5 separate regions of the Homo sapiens genome follow, and regions 2, 3, 4 and 5 are each linked to region 1. The links are chromatin loops, found by intact Hi-C in ENCODE. Cell type or tissue: Calu3. All regions are shown on one strand. Links, peaks and the distances in the headings refer to the core of each region. The heading gives the core; the rest is flanking DNA.

Region 1 (4,951 bases), core at 506-4,505:
ATAAATTAAAGGTCTTAGCCAGCATGGAAAGGCCAAACTTGAGATAGAAACCCTGGTGTCTGACTCTAATGTCTGTTTTTTTTTGTTTGTTTGTTTTTTTAAAATCAGTAATAGACTCTTCACTCCCTTTTTTGGGGGGTTATGTTACACTAATAAAGAGTATAGACAAAATAATTAGGGAGTTATTTTGTCAGATGTGTCACATAAGTTAAGAGTACAGTTCTTCAAAGAGATGGAGGCTTCAATCTCATTGTTTTGAAGGTTTCAAGGTATTTCAAGGTTTCAAGGTTTCAATCTCATCAGTTTTCAAGGTATTGGAGGTCCTCTTTTAGGTGGATAACTGACATAGATGGAGAAAATCACTTATGCATGCGAACACACGGAATACTTTTGAAAATTACCCCTTTCATTACATTCTTAAGTTAGAAAAATAGCCAATTCCTCTGTAATGAACTGAATTATGAATTACTAATTTCTGTCTTCTCCTTTAGGGTGACTCTGGAGGACCACTGGTTAGTTCAGATGCTAGAGATATCTGGTACCTTGCTGGAATAGTGAGCTGGGGAGATGAATGTGCGAAACCCAACAAGCCTGGTGTTTATACTAGAGTTACGGCCTTGCGGGACTGGATTACTTCAAAAACTGGTATCTAAGAGAGAAAAGCCTCATGGAACAGATAACATTTTTTTTTGTTTTTTGGGTGTGGAGGCCATTTTTAGAGATACAGAATTGGAGAAGACTTGCAAAACAGCTAGATTTGACTGATCTCAATAAACTGTTTGCTTGATGCATGTATTTTCTTCCCAGCTCTGTTCCGCACATAAGCATCCTGCTTCTGCCAGATCAACTCTGTCATCTGTGAGCAATAGTTGAAACTTTATGTACATAGAGAAATAGATAATACAATATTACATTACAGCCTGTATTCATTTGTTCTCTAGAAGTTTTGTCAGAATTTTGACTTGTTGACATAAATTTGTAATGCATATATACAATTTGAAGCACTCCTTTTCTTCAGTTCCTCAGCTCCTCTCATTTCAGCAAATATCCATTTTCAAGGTGCAGAACAAGGAGTGAAAGAAAATATAAGAAGAAAAAAATCCCCTACATTTTATTGGCACAGAAAAGTATTAGGTGTTTTTCTTAGTGGAATATTAGAAATGATCATATTCATTATGAAAGGTCAAGCAAAGACAGCAGAATACCAATCACTTCATCATTTAGGAAGTATGGGAACTAAGTTAAGGAAATCCAGAAAGAAGCCAAGATATATCCTTATTTTCATTTCCAAACAACTACTATGATAAATGTGAAGAAGATTCTGTTTTTTTGTGACCTATAATAATTATACAAACTTCATGCAATGTACTTGTTCTAAGCAAATTAAAGCAAATATTTATTTAACATTGTTACTGAGGATGTCAACATATAACAATAAAATATAAATCACCCATTTGCTTGACATTATGATATGATAATCCACAAAGAAGGGGAAGATGGGAAAAATGTTACTAGTCAATTTATTGTAAATTTTTTTAAAATTTGAGGCTAGGATGAAAATTAATTTAATAACAATCAGCATGCTTATGTACTAAAATAATTGTGTTGTGGAATGGGAGGGAACGAAGAGTTCAAACAATTGACTGGAAAGGTTTTATTCATCTAAGACTTTCCCAAACAGCAAATCCTTGAAGGGAATGAGATCCAGGTGTTAGTGTACAGTCTAGTCATGCAACTGAACTGGGGCTCAGACCTCTATTTTGAGATGATTGTAGATATTTTTCTTCCCCTGCTGCTGTGTTTACAGTTCATACATGGTTAATGGTCCTGTTAGACTCCTCTTCGCTGAGATGGAAAGATACCATAGAGAAAATATCCTGGAAGCTGCCTCACTGCTGCATCTAGTGTGACACTGAATGGCTAACTGCCTGGATAACAAAACTGAAGAGTAAAAGCATGATATTGGCCACCTTCATGATTTTTAGTTTTGGTAAATTATTACTGAGCTGTTAGAGACACAGCTTTCAAGTAATCCAGACCGTAATGAAGTTAGGACTGGTACCATGATGTACGGCATGTTAATGGTGAGATTTCACCAAGTCTGTCCTCATTGCATATAGCTACTCATATAAGTTCTATATTGTACAATAATTACCCTGAAAACCAGTATTGCCACGAAAAATTTAAGTTTATTGATCTGAATAACACTGGAGTATGAACTGATAACATTTAGGCACTTGGCAAAAATATGAAAACTGACATGAATTGATAGTGCTAAATATTTTGCATAAGCTATTTTTGTTTCATTTAGCAAAATGCTCTGGGAAAAAACAAAATTGAGGAAAACCTTGAATTTTAAGCAAGGATATAAGTACCTTTAAAACTACTCTCAGTGTTCTGTTAAAAATGGATTCCTCTTGTTTCAGTGTATTCTGTAGTTGGGCCTCTAGGTGGCACCCACAAGCTGTAGGAAGCTATGGGGAAGCCTGACATCAAGAAGGATGTCTAGATCTGTAAGTAATAATGAGAACTGTACCTGAAATTAGAGTCTCGTGAAACCAAAAGAATACAGTTTTTCTTTGCAAATGGCGTTTAAAAATTAATTCGTGTTGATTTACATCATTATTCGTATTTTTCAAATTTCTGGACATTTGATTCCAAACTAAAATAAAATTTATGTTGCATGATTTGAGGAACTCCCTCTGCAAAAGCACCTGGAGCAATTTAAATTAAGAAGAAATTTTAAAAGCTTAATTTTGCAATGACATCTTATTCCTAAGAGAAATACTTTTGATATTTCCTTCTACAAAGGATTTGAGAAATAGAAGTTTGGGTCAAAGTGAAAATATGAGCGATAGTTCAAACTTTATGTACATAGAGAAATAGGTAATACATTTCTAAAATGGTAACTTCTTTTGAAAAGTAATTACCAAAGGGTTTTATCTGCATGTCTGTGTTAACTGTTTCATTGGAGATAGTTAAGAAGATGTGACGATAATATTTATTACTTTTTTCAAGAGGGCAGGCAGTTCCTCTTCTATATCTTCGATCTCTCTTCCTACAGCACTAGTAAAGTACTCTGTATATAACAGTCCTTCAATAAATGTTGTTGAATGACTCTTTTATTTTTACATTATGCAGAAAACATAGCTTTATTATTATTTACACATTGATTTTTAAAAGTAATCCCAGATTTTACACTGAGTGAATTAAGCCGGTTACTATTTATCTAAGCCTATAATCTCACCCGTAAGATAGAGATGATATTTGCTCAAATGATTGTTGTGGAAATAAAACTGTGAATGTTTAAAAAGTGCTTAGCACAGTTCTTGGAACATTAGTAGGTGTTCAAGAGACCATAGTAATAATAACTGTTGCTATAATGAAACTACACTCTTGTTTTAAAAAATATGGTATTTGATTATAACAGGCTGAATACCTTTTTTTTTTGAAATGACAAGATAATTAGACCAACAAAATGTGCTAGTTAAAAAAATTTCTGATTCTACAAAAAGTTTTACTGGGATAATTCCGAAACATATTTATCAAAGTGGTCTGTCAATGTGAGGGTTCATTCTAACTTTTGACTTCAATTTTAAAAAATGATAAACTTTATTAACCACCGAGTGGCTGGATTATATCAAGATCTATGGTGTAGTTCAAATGTCGCCTCTTCCCTGAAGCCTTTTTTTACTTCCTCAAGTGGATGTACTATACGTTTCTTCTGAACTTCCTTACCATTAATTTTTTTTATTTTCAGATAATCATTGATTCAGATACGGTTAAGATATAACTGTAAGATATAATTCACAGAGATTCTGTGTACCCTTTACTCAGTTTACCTCAATAGTAAGATCTTGCTTAGGTGTAGTATAATATTACAATGAAGAAGTTGACATTGAGACAATCCATTAACTTTATTAGGATGCAATCAATTATATATGTGTGTGTAGGTGTGTGTGTAATTAGTTCTATGTAATTTAATTACATATGTAGATTCATGTGATTACCAAGATACAGATAGTTTGTTCACAAGGCTACATCACGCTACCGACAGCCATCCAGCTCCCTCCCTAGGCCTGTGTCTAGTCTCTAATCCCTGGCAACCACTAATCTGCTCTCCATCTTTATAATTTTTATTGTTTCAAGAATGGTATATAAATATATTATACAATATGTAACTTTTTCAGGTTGGCTTTTTCGCTCAGTATAATTTTCTTGAGATCTGTCCAAGTTGTTGTGTGTGTCAGTAGTTAATTCTTTTTTTATTACTGAGTAGTATTACATGATAGGGCTGTACCTCAGTTTGTTAACTGTATACCCACTGAAGGGCATTTGGATTGTTCTCAGGTTTTGGCTATTACAAATAAAGCTGCTATGAAGATTTGTGTGTAAGCTTTTGTGTGGACATAAGTTTTATTTTTCTGAGATTTATGGCCTAGAGTATGCTGGGTCATACGGTAAGTACATGTTTAGATTTTTAAGAAACGGCCATATTCTTTTCACATGGCTCCTTACTACTTGTAAAACTCTCTGTACTTAGAATATCTACCTGTGTATTTCACATGTGCAGACAGATGTGATTTCAACAACTAGACTGTAAACTCCATGAGGGTGGGGACACTAACTGGTTCATTTTTATATCCTTCACAGTTCACAGGAAACTATAATATTGTTTATGGCAGTTGTTCTATAAAGATTTATTAAATAAAAATAAAGAGTAATAAAAGCAAACAAATAAATATACGTGAAATAAAAAAGAAGAAATGGCTTTGGGTAGAAAAGAATGAACAGTATTTCCTTCATGAAGGTATTACTGCTCAATTTCTGTAATTCTGCATGGACTCTACCATGGCACTTCCATGTATCTTATGTTGGTTGATATAAAGTCTGTTTTTCACCTTTCCACAGGGTACACAATCAAACATAGACTAAAGACATGGTTGATATG
Region 2 (4,951 bases), core at 301-4,300, 230 kb before region 1:
CCTTCTTCTCACACCTCCACTAGACAGTGCCCCAGTGGGGACCCTGTGTGAGGGTTCCAATCCCATGTTTCCCCTCTGCATTGTATTAGTAGAGGTTCTCTATGAGGCCTCCACCACTGCAACGGACTTATGCATGGACATCCAGGTGTTTTCATGCATCTTCTGAAATCTAGGTGGAGGTTCCCAAACCTCAACTCTTGTCTTCTGTGCACTCAAAGGCCCAACATCACATGGAAGCCACCAAGGCTTGGGACCTGCACACTCTGAAGCAATGGCCCAAGCTGTACATGGCTGGAGCAGCTGACATGCAGGGTGCCATGTCCCAAGGCTGCACAGAGCAGGGGGACCCTGAGCCCAGTTCACATGAAACCATTTTTCCTTCCTAGGCCTCCAGGCCTATGATGGAAGGGGCTGCTGTGAAGATCTTTCACATGCCCTGGAGATATTTTCCTCATTGTCTTGGCTCTTAACATTCAACTCCTTGTTACTTATGCAAATGTCTTCAGCCAGCTTGAATTCCTTCCCAGAAAATGGGTTTTTCTTAGCTGCCTCTTGGTCAGGCTGCAAATTTTTCAAACCTTTATGCTCTGCTTCCCTTTTAAACATAAGAAGTTCCAATTTCAAACCATCTCTTTGTGAACTCGCATGACTGAACACTTTCAGAATCAACCAGGCCACATCTTGAATGCTTTGCTGTTTGGAAGTTTCTTCTGCCAGATACCCTAAATCATCTCTCTCAAGTTCAAAGTTCCACAGATCTCCAGGGCAGGGGCAAAATGCCACCTGTCTCTTTGCTAAAAAAAAAGCATGTGTGACCTGTGCTCCAGTTCCCAATAAGTTTGCCATCTCCATCTGAGACCACCTCAGCCTTGGCTTTATTATCCATATCACTATCAACATTTTGGTTAAAACCATTCAACAAGTCTCAAGGAAGTTCCAGACTTTCTCACATCTTCCTGTCTTCTTCTGGCCCCTCCAAACTGTTCCAATCTCTCCCCATTACCCAGTTCCAAAGTTGCTTCCACATTTTCAAATATCTTTATAGCATTACCCCACTCTTGGTACCAATTCTCTGTATTCATCCATTTTCACACTGATATAAAGAACTACCCAAGATAAAGAAAAGAGGTTTAATTGACTCACAGTTCTTTCTGGCTGGTGTGGCCTGAGGAAACTACAATCCTGGTGGAAGGGAAGCAAAACATGTCTTACATGGTGTCAGGAGAGACAGAGCACGCAGGGGAAACCCACTTTTAAACCATGAGATCTTGTGAGAACGCTCTCACAATCATGAGAACAGCATAGGGGAAACTGCCCCCATGATCCAATCACCTCCCACCAGATCTTCCCACATCATGGGATTACAATTAGAGACGAGATTTGGGTAGGGACACAGAGCCTAACTATATCATTCTGCCCCCGTGCCCTCCCAAATCTCATGTCCTTTTCACATTTCAAAACCAATCATGCCTTCCCAGCAGTCCCCCCAATGTCTTAACATATTCCATCATTAACTGAAAAGTCCAAATCCATAAGTAAAGTCATGTGAACTAAAAGTCTACAGTTTTTATTTTTCTGATAAAATATTTTATTTAAACTCATTATTTTTAAACCAATTAATCAATATACTATCATCTTTAGTAAAGGATGCACCTTGAGAAAATATTAGAGGATGTGTTACATTCGTTACAAATTTCTCATTGTTGATTAAAATGTCAGCATTGCTCTCATTATGAAATTTGGGAAAGAAAGGGAACATTTTTTAACCCAAACTAAGTAACTAATAGTCAGTTTTAAAAGCTTAGTTATTTGGATTATTTCATTACTCAAAAACTGGCTCACTGACGATTCAGGACTTTTTGCTCTTACCACTTACATTTTAGTCATTACCCCACATGTCCACTAGATGGTGTGTAAGGACAGAAAAAAATAAATTAAAAAATCAAAGAACTTAGAGGGAGATGACCACAGTGTTTAAGTGAAGAGCTGAGAATTTTCTTTGGATTTTATCCCTAGTAATTCCAGTTACTCTAAAACAAGTGAGAAAGATCCATACTAAAGAAAACCTTTTTAATGTCATCCTGGCCAACATGGTGAAACCCCGTCTCTGCTAAAAACACACAAATTAGCTGTAGTCCTAGCTACTAAGGATGAGGCGGTAGAATCTGAACCCGGGAGGCGGAGGTTTCAGTGAGCCGAGATCGCGACACTGCACTCCAGCCTGGCGACAGAGCGAGACTCCGTCTCAAAAAAAAAAAGAAGAAAGAAAAAAAATTTATTTATGGCATTTGCCTACCAAAATTACTTTTTGAAAAGGTTTTCAAGTCATTGAACATAAATGTCTTTTCGGTCAGAGGCGTGCATAGAAATAGAGATGGGAAGGCAAAAGGAAGCAATACTAGCAACCACTGAAAAAACTCTTGTGGGCAGACAGGGAAGAAAATGTGGGCTGCTGTTTTGACTAGCAGCCATCTACAGAGGAATGTTACTGCTCTTTGAGAAATAGTCCCTCCTAGGTCATGGCTCATTGATGGCTGTGTCTGCCTAAAATGACAGAACTGTAAGGAACAGCTAGCTGTCAGTCATTCTACTCTTTGGAACTACCAGGATTCAGCTTCCACAAAATAGAGGTAGAAACAATGTAGGTGGTATTTGCTTGATATATTTATGCTGCTATGCTTTTGGATCCACATGTCACCTAACAAGAATTTTACTGACCTAATTGAGTTGACTCTGTAATTGATTTTTGCAAAACTCCCCCAAAAAGTAAAACAAACAAACCAAAATGTAGTATTTTATTTTCTTAGTTCTCCTGGGAATTCTAGAAACTTGTTTTTGCAGGAGTGGCATCTCCATATGCCCATACGGAATTTGTTCACCAAAGAAAGTTAAGGTTGACTATTGATATGTATTTGCATAGTACTTTACAAATGAGTGGAGGCGAAAAGGGAAGATACAAACACTTTGGTGCTGTACTAACTGGGTACTAAGGTCACTGAAATTACTCAGCCTCAGGAATCTAAGGAGCTCATTATGAATAACAAAAGAAACTTCTATCACTCAGAAAATTCCAAGGGTTTTAGGAGTTTTGTGCCTGGAACCAGATTGCCAAACATATTTCTTATTCTAACACAGCCATATTAAACTAGAATTTTTCAGTGTATCAGAGATTTATCAACAGAGAACAAAACTGAGCTTACATTGTCAGCCGTGGTGGTAATCTCATTTCAAAGCTATGTATACTTTTGAATGATATAGATATGAATATAGCAAAATTCTGATTTACAAGAATCTCAATACATTTGCTCAGAGCTGTGCTAGGCTGTAATAGTTCTTTTTCACAACTACCATTGTAGGTGAATGCCAGATATATGACAGTCACCTTCATACTAGTAAGTTTTCTCTATGAAAAAATTTCAAAGAATTTTGTGTCAGTAAAGGGTTGTGACTTGAGAAATAAAAATAAAATTCTAAGCCCCCACAACTGACTGAATGGATTTCCTCTTGACAAAGGGAACCACAGAGAAAACCTGCATTCACAACCATAATGGGACGGGAGATCAGTCATGCCTCATCATAACCCTTCCCTTGCTAACTGTCATTAGGTTTTCTTCCCTAAGTAGTCCCAATAAACTTGGTAGTCCCAAAAGTGGGATCTTTCCTTGTTTGGTATTGCAGAGCCAATACACAAAACCAAACATGAGCATCGAGTGGAGCAAAGAAAGGAGAAACAGGAACATGGCTCACAGATCAACTTCTCACCTAGTGAGAGGTGAGGAGTTAAAATGTAGAGTCTCTTTAAGGAAAGGCTTGGACATTAAAAGGGAGGGGAGGAATATTCATATCCTTTCTGGAAATGGGCAGTGATATCAGAACCAGAGTCCAACCTTGTTCTTGTTCTTTTATGGTTTCTTCTGGTCATTGTCATGGCGACTGTTAACTATCATGACCCGGCTGGAAGTGTCACTTAGCATGAAAATTGGATTATAATGAAGTCTGAGATATATTTACGGCCACTCAGTCAGCCATCTTGATTCTAACTGGTTTTTGACCAATTCTCCTGAGGAGGAACTTCTGTCTGCATGCCTTCCTGTTTCTAAAAATAAGGAAAGTTACAGTGAGGTAGAAGTTCAGCTATGTCACACAGGCATTATACTAGGTAATAAATTAACTAAACAGAAATCAGCCTCTTCAAAAGACTGCTAAATTGTCTTCCATGTATAGAACAAAGGTAAGATGAGATTAATAATTCCTTCACCTTCCCCTGAGACATCTGCTCCCTCTATTCTCTTTTTTCCTCAAATGTTCACCTATCTTATGTAAACTGTTCATTTACTGGGCACTAAATAATGTCTCACAAGTATGTAATCATTTGTCTCACTGCCACTGTCACGCGCATCCGTGTGAAGACACCACTAAACAGGCTTTGTGCGAGCAACAAGGCTGTTTATTTCACCTGGGTGCAGGTGGGCTGAGTCCGAAAAAGGAGTCAGTGAAGGGAGATAGGGCTGGGGCCGTTTTACAGGATTTGGGTAGGTAGTGGAAAATTACAGTCAAAGGGGGTTGTTCTCTGGTGGGCAGAGGCGGGGGTCACAAGGTGCTCAGTGGGGGAGCTTCTGAGCCAGGAGAAGGAATTTCACAAGGTAATGTCATCAGCTAAGGCAGGAACCGGCCATTTTCACTACTTTTGTGATTCTTCAGTTACTTCAGGCCATCTGGATGTATACGTGCGGGCTTGGGCTCAGAGGCCTGACAGCCACCACCCCTCCTTTTTTGAAGGAAAATTCATAAATACTAAACCTCCCAAGAACTTCTTTGGAAACAATTGATTTCTGTCAAATGTACTTTTCAGGTCATGTTTAACAGAGTAATCCACCAGCAAATGATTATTTAAAAAGCAGAATCCAATTCCTGCCCCCCAGACCAATGTATTTGAGTCTGGGAATGGTGC
Region 3 (4,951 bases), core at 441-4,440, 410 kb after region 1:
TCTGCTTCCTTTAGCCTCTAATGTTCCTGCCTTTTGCCTACATTGCATTACTGCTACCTGTTTGGGGGCTTATACAGTGTCTCAGAGTCATAGAATTTCTTCCTTGTACTTTATTTCTTTACCTCCAGCAGTTAAGAGTTCTTTTTCTTTGTAAATAGCCCCATGAACATGCAAAGTGGCAAAAGCATATTTGGAGTCTCTGTAAAGATTTGCCTTCTGGACTTTTGCTAACTGGAGAGCTCTTGTCAGAGCTATCAGCTCTGCTTTCTGAGGGGAAGATCCTGTAGGCAAAGACTTCGCCTCCACTACTGAGTCCAAAGTCACCACTGCATACCCAGCTTGGCGGACACCCTCTAGTATGAAGCTGCTCCCATCAGTAAAATATCCAATGTCGGGGTCCCCGAGGGGCTGATCTGTCAAATCTCTCTGGCTTAAGAACACTTCACCTACCACATCCACACAGCATTGAAGGGGGCTTCCTGGCATTGACTCAATGGTAAGCAAGGTAGCTGGGTTTAGGGTATTCACAGTCTAAAATTATGCAGAGATTTTCACATAGGAGCCCTTGGTATCGAGTTATTCTAGGATTTGATAACCAATGGTGCCCCCTTTGGTCCATCAAAGTTACAACCGAGTGTGGTACCTGGATCGTCATTTGCTGTCCTAAAGTCAGTTTATTAGCTTTCTGTCCCAGCAGAGCAGTGGCAGCTAATGCCTTAAAACTAGGAGGCCATCCAAATGCCACAGAATCTAATTGCCTGGATAAGTACGTCGCTGGGCAGTGCCATGATCCTATGGATTTAGTTAGAACTCCTATGGCCATTCCCTTTTGCTCGTGGACATATAAAAAGAAAGGCTTCGTTAGATCTGTCAGTCCTAAAGCTGGGACCAGAGTCAAGGCTTCTTTGATTTCCTTAAAGGCCTTCTCCTGGTTGGCCTCCCAGAGGATGGTCTCCTTTTCCCCCACTTTGTGGTTTCATATAATAGCTTAGCCATGAGTGAGAAATTTGGGATCCAGATGTGGCAGAGCCCTGCTACCCCTAGGAACTCTCTTATTTTTCACCAGGTGGTTGGAGTAGGAAGTGCACAAACCACCTGCTTCCATTCACAACCAAGCCATCTTTTCCCTTAGCTTATATAGAAGCCTAAATATTGGAAACTTTCAAAGCAAATTTGAGCCTTTTTCCCTGACACTTTATATCCTGCCTTCCATAGCAGGTGCAGGAGGTCTTGGGTCCCTTGGAAGCAGTCCTCTTGAGTTGGGGCTGCTAGAAGAAGATCATCAATGTACTGGAGCAAGACACAGTAACTATTCGGTGGGGTGTAGACTTTAAGATCTGAGGCCAGTGCCTCTTCAAAGATTGTAGTGGAGTTTTTAAATCCTTGTGGGAATCTTGTCCAAGTGTACTGTGATTTACCCCCATTGAAAAACAAAACTAGCCTGACTAATTGGTGCAAACTGGAGACAGAAAAATGCATTCTTTAAATCTAGGACTGTAAATCAAGTGGCACTTGCTGGAATATGTCCCATTAAGGTATGCAGGTTTGACACCACTGGGTGGATGGTCACTGTGGCCTGGTTTTCTGAATGCAAATCCTGTACTGGCCTATATTCCCCAGACGGCTTCCGCACTGGCAAGAGAATGTTGTTCCATGGTGACTGGCATTTGGCTATGATTCCATGCTTATGAAGCCACTCTAAATGTTTGTGGACACCCCGTATGTCCTCAGGGAGTAGCGAGTACTGTCGGACCCGAACCGGAGTTTCTCCCAGTTTTAACTCTACCACCACCGGTGCCTGATTTACGCTGGCACCAGTCCAGGTGGATTACTTTCAGCCCAAACTCTGGGAATTTTAGTAAGTAACCCATGCATTTCATTTACTCCTGGTTCCGGAGTCTTTTTTGCATAGTCTCCATTTCTCAGCCTGCAGGACAGTGAGGGTTAACATCATAGCCTCTGGGCAAACTACGTTTAAAGTTACATTCCCTTGCGGCCCAAATGTAATCTGTGCCTGCAGTTTTTGAAGTAGGTCTCTTCCCAGCAAAGAAACTGGACAATTTAGGAGGTATAGGAATTCATTTTGGACTTCTCATCCTCCTATAACACACCTCTTTGACCGACAGGCCACTTTTCAGAGACTCCAGTGGCTCCTACAATAGTTGCACAGTTCTTGGATTGTGGCTCTATAGGTCAGGTCACTACTAAGTGTTTAGTTCTGGTGTCTACCGTAAAGTCCATTAGCTGGCCTCTAACTTCTAATCTGACCATGGGCTCCTCGGGTCCCAAAGAGAAGCAGCCTGGTCTGTCCTACCCTCATATCCTTCAGCCCCTGCCAGTCCAATCAGATCGATGTCTGGTTCCTCCCTGGTGTGGCAGCCACCAGTAGGTGGCCTTCCTATACTACTGCCCTGGGGTCTCTTTTCCCTCCAGTGGTTCTTGCAAAATTGGTTTTTCCTGTGGCTTTCTTTTTGTCTCTGTGTTTGCCGGAGAAGCTTTCACTTTTTGCTCAGCTCAACCTACAAGCTCCTGTGACTTTCCCTTTAACTCTGTGTTTACAGGCGAAGCTTTCACTTTGTCTTTGCAGCTGCCAGCACAGGTGATTTCTCTCAGCTCGACCTGCGAGTATCCTGCAATAAGCTGCTAAACAGGGCTGCATTCAGCCATGAGTTAACATAAGGAAATTTGGTCTGAATGCCCTGACTGTCCTCCTTGTTATTATTCTCTGGACACTCATCCTTCCAGTGTCCTTTTCTTTTGCACCGCTCACACTGATCTCTTTCCAGCCTCGGCTGGCCCTCAAATCCCTGTCCAGACTGGCCTCTTCCATGCCCATGTCCATACCCACATCCATGAGGGATGCTGCCAGCAAATCAGCCTTTTTCTCAAGCCTTCTATTAGCCTCCCTCTTTGCCTCCTGATCTTGGTTAATGTACACCTTCGTGGCCACTTCAATAAGCTGAGTAGCATTCATCCCTTTAAAACCTTCCATTTTCTGCAATTTTCACTGGATATCCCCCTGGGCCTGCTCTACAAATGCCATGTTCATCATGCACTGGCCTCACCAAGTCTTTTATAAAAATGGCTGGGGCTTTCATCTGCACCCTGATGCCCCTCTGAGATTTTTCCTATATTGATTGCCTGTCTCCCGCCTTCCCTTAAATTTTGCAGGAGTGCCTCTTGGTATCTTGGCAGCTGCTATAGTTGGGCTGCCTCATTCCTTTGGGTTCTAGTGGGGGTCCTCTAGTTTCCAGGAGAGGCATTTGCATAGCCCTAACACAACCTGACTGGAGGTGGCTTGCCTGTTTTTCCTAGCATTTCACCTTAACTTCCTGGAGTGAGGGCTCAGATTTTTCCCTCTCAAGAGAGACTGGGGGCATGTATCCATTTGAGCTTGACTCCTCAGAGGCAGTTAACCTGGGGAAAGCGGGGGTAGATTGGAACATATGGAGGAGGGGTCTCTTTTCCCTCCAGTGGTTCTTGAAAAACTGGTTTTTCCTGTGGCTTTCTTTTTGTCTCTGTTTGCTCACGCTACAAGCTCCTGTGACTTTCCCTTTAACTCTGTTTACAGGCGAAGCTTTCACTTTGTCTTTGTAGCTGGCAGCACAATTGATTTCTCTTGGCTTGAGCTGTGAGCATTCTTCAATAAGCTGCTAAACAGGGCTGCATTCAGCCATGAGTTAATATAAGGAAATTTGGTCTGAATTATCTGACTGTCCTCCAACTCAGGTCACCACCTTAAACACACGGCCAATTTTCTCCCTATCTGTAGCACATTTGGCAGGCCAGCCAACACCAAAAAAGGGCTATTCTAATTCACAGAGAGCTCTCAGCATCTGAGGGGTTAACTTGACTCCCTCAACCCCTGCAAAGCCTTTCTTAAAGTTCTTTAACATACATTCCAATGGGGTGGGTTTCCACGATTTTCCTCCCATTTCCTCCCAGTTATGATGCAGCACATTCACCTTTCCTTTTGTTTTAGACCGATTGGACCCGGTTGGTCCTACATTTTGCTCGGAGCGTACAGCCTACACTAAGAGATCAGCAGCTCCACACATGTCATTCCCGTTGGTTCCTCCCAGAACTGTCTCTTTCACACGCACTCACACACTTCCCCGCTCCCAGTTCCCTATCCTGGTTGGGGCAGTGAACCGCTCTCACTGCATCCAGTTTCCTTCTGAACTAACTTAGCGAGCCACTCTCGCGTCCTGTGTTGGTTGGGGTGTGAGTTTCATCCAAATTTGTGAGCCACTCTCACCGTCCCCCAGCCTCTCTGTGTTGGATTAGTTGTCACTCCCTGGGAGGTGATCAGGCTCCCCTTCTGTCCTTATGGGATAGGTCCTGCCTTGGGCCCCAAAACTTTACCATGGTTCTGAAGAAAGGGCGCCATTCCTGGAACCGTCCTGCAACCCCTCCGGGTTCCCTTGTGCTGTCAGGGGAGGGGCACCGGGGACGCGGGAGAACAGCTCCTTTCTCTGGGCTTAAGTTCCCTTGATGGGTCCTGAAGTTAAGGGTCTCCCACAGCCGAGGCCCCAGACCGCCCACAGGCAAAGAAGCCAGCCAAGCTGCAGTCTCTCAGTCCCATGTGGGTCACCAGGTGTGTAGCGGATCAGGAGGACCCGAGAGAGACCTTGGGGTATATAGAGGAGGATATCTTTATTGAGTACACTCAGACCCAACGGACTTACCATCCAAAGATGGGGCCCCCAACAAAGACAGCACTTGACTTTTATACACACTTTAAAAAAGGGGTGGGCTAACTTGGTGCAGGCTTACGGTGGCACGAAAGCAGGGATACAGAAGGAGAACAATTAATAAAATTGTGACAGGTTCATAACCCAGGATTACACATGACTATTGCTATGCAACCTAGATGACTGTTATCTAGGTTTTGCTCAAAAGAGCCTTGCACTGGTTTATCTTATAACCTTCACTATGGTGCCCAGACAGC
Region 4 (4,951 bases), core at 622-4,621, 830 kb after region 1:
CATTTGCTTTCTACTATGGTTGGAATGTGGCTTGCCCGCCAAAATTTATGGTGGCACTTAATTGGCAACACAACAATATTAAGAGGTGGGGCACTTAGGAGATAATTAGGTCATGGAGGTTTTACACTCATAAATAGAGTAGTGTTTATATAAAAGCTTGAGGGTGAGTTTGTCCCATAAGTCTCTCTTACCATTTGAGGACAAAGGGACAAGGCCCTATCTTGGAAGTGAGAGCAGCCCTCACTAGACACTGGACCTGCTTGGTCCTTGATCTTAGACCCCTGACCTCCACAACTGTGAAAAAAAAATATTCATCCTTTATTAATTACCCAGCTTCAGGTATTTTGTAAAGCAGCATAAATGATGTAAGATACTATCTAAATCAGAAGGATATACAGACATGAAGGATGGGCCTACATGCCTTCATAAGTGTGTGCTCAATTCAACATGAAGGGGGATTCCTACTAACAAAGGATATCTACTCCATACATACCCCTACTTTTCTGGAGTCTCTGGGAAAGAGGGAATGAGGAGGATGCTGGTGCAACTATATATTTCTCCATCAGATCATCTCAAGTTTTTTTTTTTTTTTTTTGCACCTCTCACAGTGGTCCCAAGACCAGGGATGCAAGTGTTCATGCCAGAAGCAAGGATAATCCCTAAACCAGAATTTGCAACTATAACTTTAAACCTTTGTGTCAGAATTTTTAAGGACCTGATAAAGTTGACTGTGGTGCATTCACCGTATCTGGCAAGGTTGGAACTAACAGTAAATACTACTATGTTGAATCGTGGTCAGGATAGACCATGGTTTCTGTATTTATATAACCATATACTATATAAATGGTAGTAGACTGGAAGGAAAAAACTTTCTAGACTAGGATTGCTGCCAGCAATCAGGGCTAGCCCAGTGGGTGGACCTCACAACACTTCTAGTAGTAGAAAATTTGGGGTAAAAATAAATGACAGATGGAGGGAAAGAGAAATCATCGCTGAGGTTAAAGGAATGAATAAGTGTGTTATGCAATGAAGGTAATACAACAATATATTATTATCTCCAGAAAGGCTCAGAGCAAGAGCATAATATGATCTCTTAGCACAATTATACTAGATGTCTGGAATTGTGAAGCTGTATGTTTGCCAAGATCAGCTGCGCTTTTGGAACCCGACAAAGTGAAACAGCAGCCTGTAAAAGTGCGTGATGTTAATCTGGGAGACACTCTGGTTGTACTATATGTTAATGAACTGGATCAACTGTTAATAACTAAAAGGAACTCTAGTAAATAGGCAGTTTTTTGACTCCTATTTTTCAGGCTGTCTCTGCTAAAGAAGATGTCATTTTTTTTCTTTATTTCCTGGAAGAAAATGTAGGGACTTGCTGTCTACTAGAATTTTAAATGGTGTTTTTTTATGACTCTCAGAAGACAGATCACTGCATAACTGTACATTTTGATCACAAAATGCTTAGAAGCTTTATAATGAACAATGACAGCCCACCCAGCAGCCACAGTGTGCTAATCACAAACACATTAACTTTGATTTATGGAGAGAAAGTTATCCACAAATGTGAATGCAAAAGCAATGGGTTTCTGGCAGAATTAAGCAGTGGACATTTTATGCTGAATCTGAGTTCCCCTGGGAAACAGCTCCACCCTAAAATAAGGAAGGATATGGGAGGCCTTTTGGCATACAAATGAAATTACATTTTTCTATGACTACCCCTTATCTGTACTTATTATGGGGCATCTAACATTTTGGGGTGCAAAACATGTATTCTAACTTTACTCAGGTTATTGATATACAGAGGAAACAATGTGCTTGGTGGATTGACCAATACTGGTTCATGAAATGGAAAAGTGTCTTAGGAGAGATGAGTGCCATCTTCTCTATCCTGGGAATGCCTGAATTTGTTTTTAGTGAGGAGTAGCATTCAGGGAAAATATAATTATAGGAAATTTTCTTCCAGGAAATAAACCAAAAATGAGAGTCAGGCTGGAAAGATAGTGAGGCTTTAGCGAACTGTGTCAGGCAGTCTAAGCAATATTGGATAATGCTAGAGCCCAGCCCCTGGAAAGATCCTGTGGGTCACTCTAGTAAATTATTCACCCTGAGAATGGGGTCATAATTTGTAGCCAAGCCAGTCAGTAGTTAATGGATAGCCTGGAGACTCACTACTTGCAACTGGCGTCTGGATTGAAGACCAGTGAGATTAAGCCCTTTACTTGTGGCATCTCATGCTATTGCCATGTAGATAGTGGCATACTTGAATTAAATTGTAGGAAAAACAGTTGTCAGTTGAGAATTAAATTGAATTGTTGTGAAGGTAAAACATCCACATATTGGTGGCTGGAAATTCTGTGTTGTGAGTGAATATATAGAAAATCAGTTTTTTTCCCCTAATCATTTTCTAATATAGGTATTTATAGGTATAAGTTTTCCTCTGAGCATTGCTTTCACTGCATCTCCAAAGTTTTGACATGTTGTGTTTTTATTGATTTTAAAGTATTTTATAATTACCTTTGTGATTTCTTTTCTGACTTATTGGTTATTAACATTAACAGAATAAAAACTCTACTGCTATATAGTTCCATCACTCTTCTTTTTCTGTTACTGATGTGACAAATTATATCTCTGTATATTGTGTGCCTAATAACATGGATTACTAATTGTCTTTTAAGCAATTGTCTTCTAAATTATGAAAAAAAAAGTAGAATCACAACCAAAATTACAAAAATATTATATTTTATAATTGTTATGAATTTACCTTCACTACACATCTTTATTCCTTTACATGTGTTTACATTGCTGCCCAGCAGCCTTTTATTTAGAACTAAATATTTTCTTTAGCATATTTTGCAGGGCAGGTATGGTAATAGTAAACTTTCTCTGCATTTTAAAAATCTGAAAACGTCCTAATTTCTATCTAACTTTTGAAGGACAGTTTTTCTGGATGTACAATTCTTTATTAACATTTTTTTTTCAGTACTTCAATTATGTCAGTCCACCGCTTCTTGGCTCCAATGTTTCAGATAAGAAATTGTCTGGTAATCTTACAAAAAATGATTTATTTATGAAGAGTCACTTCCCTGTTTTCAAGTTTCTCTTACTCTTTTGACTATGAGCATCTTGATTATAATGTGTCTTAGTGAGGATCTTTTTGAGGTAATCCTACTTGGGGTTTGTTGAGCTTCTTGGATTTGTAGATTTATGCACTTTATTACGTTTTTCTTATTTTCTGCAAGTAGTTTTTGAAATAGTCTTTGCATCCTTTTCTTTGCTTCTTCTCATTCTCAGACTCCCACAGTGTATATTTTGGTTTATTTGATAATACCCTACAATTTTCTTAGGTTCTGTTTATTTGTTTTCCTTTTTTTTTAACTGACTGAATAATTTCAATGACTCTTTCTTCAGGTTTGCCAATTCTTTCTTCTATCTGCTAATATCTGCTTTTGAAACCTTCCAGTAAATTTTTCACTTCCATTATTGTACTTTTCAGCTCCAGAATTTCCTTTTGGTTTCCTCTTTAATTTCTTTTTCTTGATTGATATCATTTTGTTCATTCATTGTTTTCTTGTCTTGGTCTATTGATTCCTTTAGTTATTTAGACACATTTAAGACAGTTATTTTAAAATCATTTGTGTAGTGATTTCAGTGTCTCTGCTTTCTCAGAAATTGTTTTTGTAAGTTTATTTTGTTACTTTGAATGGGCAGTAATTTCATGTTTCTTTATACACTTCATAATTTCTTTTGAAAACCAGACATTGATTTTTTAATGGACTATGAAATCAGACTTTCTTTTTTGTTTAGGGTGTAATTTTTAATTTTTTAAAGATTTCTCCAGCCTCTATACAAAAGACATGTTGTCTCTCAGTCCTGATGTGCTGCCAGATACATATGAAGAAGGATTAGGAAGCCCAGCATTGACTATCATGAATAATTCTGCACACAACATGGGTCTGTCAATATATTTTCAAGATCCTGATTTTTATTATTTTTGGAAAAATACCCCGAAGTGACACTGTTCGACAATATGCTAATTCTGTTTTATTTCAAGTAGCTTCATACTCTTCTCCATAGTGACTTCACCATTTTTTATTCCTATAGACAGGGCCCAAGACTTACTATTTGTCTACACTCTCTTTAACATTCATTATTTTCTGTTTTATGGAAAAGGTAGCTTTCTTATGCAAACTTTAGACTTAGTTTTCCCTTTCTTAGTTCCTTGATGTGTAAAGGTAGGTTGCTTATTTGAGATGTTTCATCATTTGTAATATGGTTATTTTTTGCTATAACATTTTCTCATACTACAAATTTTTGCTGTATGCATAAGTTTTGATTCCTTCTTCACAACCTTTTTTGCATCTTTTATGTGTATTGTTTGTGTTTAGCATGAGGATTACATGAAGCATTTTAAAATTATAACAAACTATTTAAATGAAATGAAAAAAACTTTAAAGTTTATAATTTTACTTCAATCACATATAAAACTTTGTCCCTTTACATCACCCATCCCCACTTAATATTCTTAATATCACTGAAGATATCTTCTTATATTGTTATTAATTTGTGTACACTTATAGCTATTTTATGCTTTTGTTTTTTAAGTTGCATATCAGAACTAAAAGTAATTTATGCACCAACATTAACTACAGAACTCTATATTTGATTATATATTTTCCTTTACTAGTGAAGTTTTTATTTTTCTGTGCTTTTGCCTAGCATACTATTTTTTTTTTTTTTTTTTTTTTTTTTGAGATGGAATTCACTCTTTTTGCCCAGGCTAGAGTTCAATTTTGCAATCTCGGCTCACTGTAACCTCCGCCTCCCAGGTTGAAGTGATTCCCCTGCCTCAGCATCCCAGGTAGCTGGGATTAAAGGTGCTTGCCACCATGCCCAGCTAATTTTGTATTTTTAGTAGAGATAGGGTTTCACCACGTTGGCCAGGATGGTC
Region 5 (4,951 bases), core at 506-4,505, 530 kb after region 1:
TTCCAACACAGCCCATATCCAATGCCTGGTCACGTGTAGGACTCTAAAGGCCCATTCTCCTCATTTCAATTTGGACCAACTCTGAAGGGCTAACCACAAGCCTCCTCACCTAGAAAGCAAGCAGACTCAGTTTTTCAGCATCTCAGGGAGCCTGCAGTGGTGATCCAGTTCCTTCAGAGAGTCTGTGAATTTTCTCAGCTTTCCTGGTGTGTTCCTGCTGTAATCCTTGGAGAAACAGTTCATGACATGAGTCCCAACACACTGCTCTATCCATTCGAGTAGAAGCTGCAAACTAGTTCTGCCTCCTTTTCATCATCTTAATCGTATACATCTGTAGCAACCTTCTATGTCATTTTTCTATCTTTGTTGGTTTAAAGTCTGTCTAGTAAGAAGTTAGAATTGCAACTGCTGCTTTTTTTTTTTTTTCATTTTCTTGTTAGATTATTTTCCATTGGTTTATTTTGAGCCTATATATGTCACTGCAGGTGAGATGGGTTTCTTGAACACAGCATATCAATGGTTCTTGGTTCTATAATCAGCTTGCCCTTCAGTGTCTTTTGATAGGGGCATTAAGCCCATGTGTATTTAAGGTTAATATTGATATGTGTGGACTTGATCCTGTCATAATGATGTTATCAAGCAATTTTGCAGACTTGTTTATGTGCTTGCTTCACAGTGTCACTAGTATGTGTACTTCAGTATGCTTTTGTAAAGGCTGGTAACGCTCTTTCCCCACCCCCCACCCCCCCGATATTCAGTGCTTCCTTCAGAAATTTTTGCAAGGCAGGTCTGGTGGTAACCAATTTCTTCAGCTGTTGCTTGTCTGAAAAGGTTCTTATTTTGCTTATGAAGTTTTATTAGGCTGGATATGAAATTCTAGATTGCAATTTCTTTTCTATAAGAATGTTGAATATTGGCCACCAATCTCTCCTGGCTTCCGGGATTTCAGTTGAGAAGTCCATTGTTAGTCTGATGAGCTTCCCATTGTAGGTAATTTGGCCTTTCTCTCTAGCTGTCTTTTACATGTTTTTTTTTTATTTTGACTTTGGAGAATCTGATAATTATTTGTCTTGAGGATGAGCTTCTCATTGATTATCTCACTGGGGTTTTCTGCATTTCTAAATTTGGCCTCTCTAGCTAGATTGGAAAAGTTCTCATGAATGATATCCTGAAATATACTTTCCAGGTTGATTTCATTGTCTCCATCTGTTTCAGATACACCAAATACTCATAGACTCATTCTTTTCACATAATCTCATATTTCCTGGAGGTTTTGTTCATTCATTTTTATTCTTTTTTCTATATTATTGCCTGCCTGTCTTATTTCATGAAGCCTGTCTTAAAGCTCTCATAATTTTTTTTTCAGTTGGTTTATTTTGCTATTATTTTTCAATTTTTATTTGTGATTGCATTATAAAAGTCTTGTGGTGTTCTTTTCAACTCTATGAGGTCAGTTACATTTTCTCTTTACAGGCTACTTTGTTAGCTTCTGCAATGTTTTATTATTATTTTTAGCTTTCTTGCATTAGGTTACAATATACTCATTTAGCACAGTAAACTTTGTTTATATCCCTGTTTTGAATTTTACTTCTGTCATTTCAGCCATCTTAGCCTCAGCCCAGTTCTAAACCCTTGCTGGAGAGATGATGCTGTAATTTGGATGAAAAAATGCACTCTGTCTTTTTGAGTTTTCACTGTTCTTGCACTGATTCTCTCTTATTTTTGTGGGCTTATCTGCCTTCAATTTTTGAGGTTGCTGGCCTTTGGATTTTTTTTTCTTTTATTCTATTTGATTGCCTTGAAGGTTTGTTTGTGATATAAGGTGGATTCAGCCAACTGACATTGTTTGTAGAGGGGGCAGAGTTCAGTTCCCAACTCCTGGACCGTATGCTTTAACTCTGATGGACTTGCATTGAGCCCCAGCTTTGTTCTCTGGCTTTTCAAGGCTTTAAGTCTACTGCACTAAGGTGATGAAGGTGCAACAAGTGCAGCAGAGTGCTAGTGAGTGCAGGAGTGTCTGCCTCTTTCTGAGTGTTCACAACAGTGGCAGAAGCAAAGCAGTTGGAAGGGGAATGGAAGACCCCTGCTGGAGACTGTGTGACGTTACATGGGAGGTGGTGTTTGTTTAGGGTGGGGTGATTGCCAGCACAAGTCTGGGTGCCTTCTCTGTGCCCTGCAAGCAGAAGTGATCACTCAGGGTATGGAAGGATCCCCTGTCCTCTATGCAGCATCAGAAAAAGGTGGGCACTGGCTTGACAGGGATTTCTGGTTCTGTGCCCATCAAAGCTCTCTTTGCAATGCTGCAAAGGCTATCAGTGTGATTTGAGTGAATGTGATGGGGGGTCATGGAGGGATGCACTGCACTCCTGTGTGCTGGTGGGTCAAGTACAGCAAAATCCACCCATGCAGACATGCACTCAGCAAAGTGGTGTGAGGAGTTTCTCAGGGGAGAGGCTCAGTCGAAGCTGCAGTATGGGAAGGAACATGCAGACTGGTACACAGTTGTAGGGACTGCGTCACTGGAACTCTCTGTCAGTCAGGCCTGGTCCTCTGTTGCAGAAACTATGGTGTGTTTCTGGCTGCCCTGTAAGTAGGCATGGCAAGGCTGGGGCCCCAGTTGAGGGTAGAAGATCAAGGAGTCTCAAATCAGACCAGCCTCATCTGATGTGCAGGATCACCATGCAGGGATCAGGTCTGACTGTTACCCAAGGGCTAGGGTCTCTTATTCATGAAAGTTGAACTTACAGAGATGGCCACACTGCTACAGATTCTCCTGCACCCACTGCTCTGGGATCCACATCAGTTGGCTTGCTGCTTTGCTACTTTGTTTGTTCCTGTGGCTTCATCTCAGAGAGATGCAAGCCAGCAATGGCTCAGTGTCTTTGCTCCTTTGTTTGTCCAAGGGAGTCAAGGAAAGTTTCACTGCAGATGCAGTGGCTGAGAGGCTTTCTGTTGCCCCAGTGGCTCTCTCCAAGGAGTTGCCAATTTGCTACTAGCTGGATAGATTGGGCAGGTGTTGGCTAGAGACCCAGGCCTGGAAGATCTGCATGATGAGGACATACAGGAGCAGGCAACCACATTACACTCTGATCATTTTTCTGTAGGGCTGCTGTGTTATGCTAGGGGCCACTCCAGTCACTATTCACCTCAGATTTTTTAGTACCTGGAGGTATCACCAGTGAAGGCTGAGAAACAGGAAAGACGGCAGCCTGCCCTTTTCTCTGGTAGCTCCATCCCAGGGAGATATGGACCTGTTTCTGCCACAAACATACCTCTAAGAGGTGGCTGGAGACCCCACTTGGGAGATCTGACCCCTAGTCAGAAGGAATGGTATCAGGGACCTGCTTAAGGTAGTCTAGCCACATTTTCATAAAGCAGCTGTGCTTTGCTGGGGGTACACTTCAGCCCTCGGTTGCCTCAGACACTCCAAAGCTAGAAGGCTGGAATGGCTAAGTTGCCCAAACAGCAAAGATGTCAGCCTGCCCTGCCCCCTTGGGTCTCTTTACCAGGGATGCCTGGAACCTCTGTCAGCTTGTGAATACCAGTGATGGTAGCCAAAAATCCCCGTTGGGAGTCTCCACCCAGTAATGAGGACGAGGGTCAGGAACTCAATTAAAAAAGCAGTCTGGCCCCATTTTTATATGGCTGCTGTGCTGTTCTGGTGTATCATTTTCACCCCAGTCAGAATGGGTTCTTCAAAGCTTACAGACTGGAATTGATAAGTCACTCAAACAGCAAAGATGCCGGCCCATAACTCTCTCTGGGAGCTCTGTCACAGGGAGTTTTCAAATCTCTGTAGACACAAGAACACTGGTGGGAGTGGTTGGAGTCCCCTGTTGGGAAGTCCCACCCAGTGAGGAGGAACAGGATCTGGTACCTGCTTAAAGAAGCAGTCTGGCCATGTTTTTATAGAGCAGATGTGCAGCAACTGGGGAATTCCTTCCACTAAATGTACATTTGGACTCTCCAAAGCTCGAAGGGCAGGACAGCTAACTTGCACAAACAGCAAAAATGGCAGCCTGCACTGCACACCATGCCTCAGTTGAAGGTGCTGTGTGGTATATAAATTATATGTAAACAAAATATACAAAAAATTATTTGAACCATGTTTTGTTATTTTATCTTTAGTTCTGTGTCAAACAAAATGCACAAACATGGACCTCTCATGACTATGTTTCTGGAAACTTTTCTAAAATAAATTACATAAGACAAGTGATGTGTCCATACAAGAACATTGATATTAGCTCAAAGATAGCACTTATAAACATAAAGGGACATTAAACACACTTGTGTAAATAGATCATCTACCTTCATTTATCTCCTTGCCATCTACATGCTCAGACTGTTAATCTAATGATAATATATTTCCTTTGAAGTGTAAAAGTTACATTTGAACTTCGTGATTGATTTATCCATGGATATAACCATAATAAATGACAGAAAGAAACAGCAAATGGAAAAAAGCATTGCATTGCACCAGGATGTGTATGAAATGGACTTCAATTTTGCTGCTGATACAGCTGAGCTGTTACATTAGCTCTGGAAGTTGTGGAAAGGTGCTGGTGTGGCCCACAGCATTCAGCCATTGGATGAATGTAAAGACAATCCTGGATGAGCTTGTCCAGAGGGCGCATGAAGTGCCTGTACTGGCATTTTCAGCTTCCATTTGTTTGATCCCAACAGCCTACCTACTCTTAAACTTAAGTTTATCCTGCATCTTTAACTAAAACTGAGTTGGAGGACATCATCATGCAACTAGTCAAGAGATGGGCAGCCCTTCCAAAAGGCACGTTTTGGTCATATTTTTCACAAGTACAAGAAATCATGTGGACATTTAATGACATACTTAGAAAGTTCTGTAAGGATGTAGTTTAAAATAATAAACTTATGAAAAAACTACAAAAGTTAAAATTTGATGTTGTTCTTGCAGATGCTATTATTCCCTGTGGTG

What was found. Hi-C counts contacts between places; a loop is a spot of excess contacts. Peaks named below come from ENCODE experiments on the same cell type or tissue, not always from the same donor. Only the 100,000 strongest peaks of a DNase experiment are listed, where the experiment ranks them.
Region 2: a loop joins it to region 1, with 5 times the contacts of the local background. A loop is called at or near these places in 15 of 110 quality-filtered maps.
Region 3: a loop joins it to region 1, with 4 times the contacts of the local background. A loop is called at or near these places in 4 of 110 quality-filtered maps.
Region 4: it touches region 1 in a loop (3.0-fold over the local background); 4 of 110 quality-filtered maps call a loop at or near these places.
Region 5: a loop joins it to region 1, with 13 times the contacts of the local background. A loop is called at or near these places in 9 of 110 quality-filtered maps.

The regions. Positions count from the first base shown.
Region 1 is chr4:68,496,152-68,501,102 of GRCh38, forward strand. It overlaps TMPRSS11E (transmembrane serine protease 11E), which reads left to right. Exons shown (of 10, transcript NM_014058.4): 10 at 492-1,453. The coding sequence ends at 653. Among named protein-coding and RNA genes, the nearest start is that of TMPRSS11E, 51 kb to the left of the region's middle. In Calu3, for the core only: no CTCF peak of the experiment used is centred there; a DNase peak (open chromatin) is centred at 2,470.
Region 2 is chr4:68,270,071-68,275,021 of GRCh38, forward strand. No RefSeq gene overlaps it. Among named protein-coding and RNA genes, the nearest start is that of TMPRSS11B, 27 kb to the left of the region's middle. RefSeq lists enhancers at 1,950-2,525, 2,526-3,100. In Calu3, for the core only: a CTCF peak has its summit at 1,882; no DNase peak of the experiment used is centred there.
Region 3 is chr4:68,902,510-68,907,460 of GRCh38, forward strand. It overlaps the pseudogene LOC101930041. Among named protein-coding and RNA genes, the nearest start is that of UGT2A3, 47 kb to the right of the region's middle. RefSeq lists enhancers at 1,343-2,235, 3,127-4,018, 4,019-4,909. In Calu3, for the core only: a CTCF peak has its summit at 2,372 (motif pointing right); DNase peaks (open chromatin) are centred at 2,382, 3,612 and 4,332.
Region 4 is chr4:69,329,369-69,334,319 of GRCh38, forward strand. No RefSeq gene overlaps it. Among named protein-coding and RNA genes, the nearest start is that of UGT2B28, 51 kb to the left of the region's middle. In Calu3, for the core only: no CTCF peak of the experiment used is centred there; a DNase peak (open chromatin) is centred at 2,153.
Region 5 is chr4:69,023,350-69,028,300 of GRCh38, forward strand. It overlaps the pseudogene UGT2B26P. Among named protein-coding and RNA genes, the nearest start is that of UGT2B7, 71 kb to the right of the region's middle. In Calu3, for the core only: a CTCF peak has its summit at 2,075; a DNase peak (open chromatin) is centred at 2,062.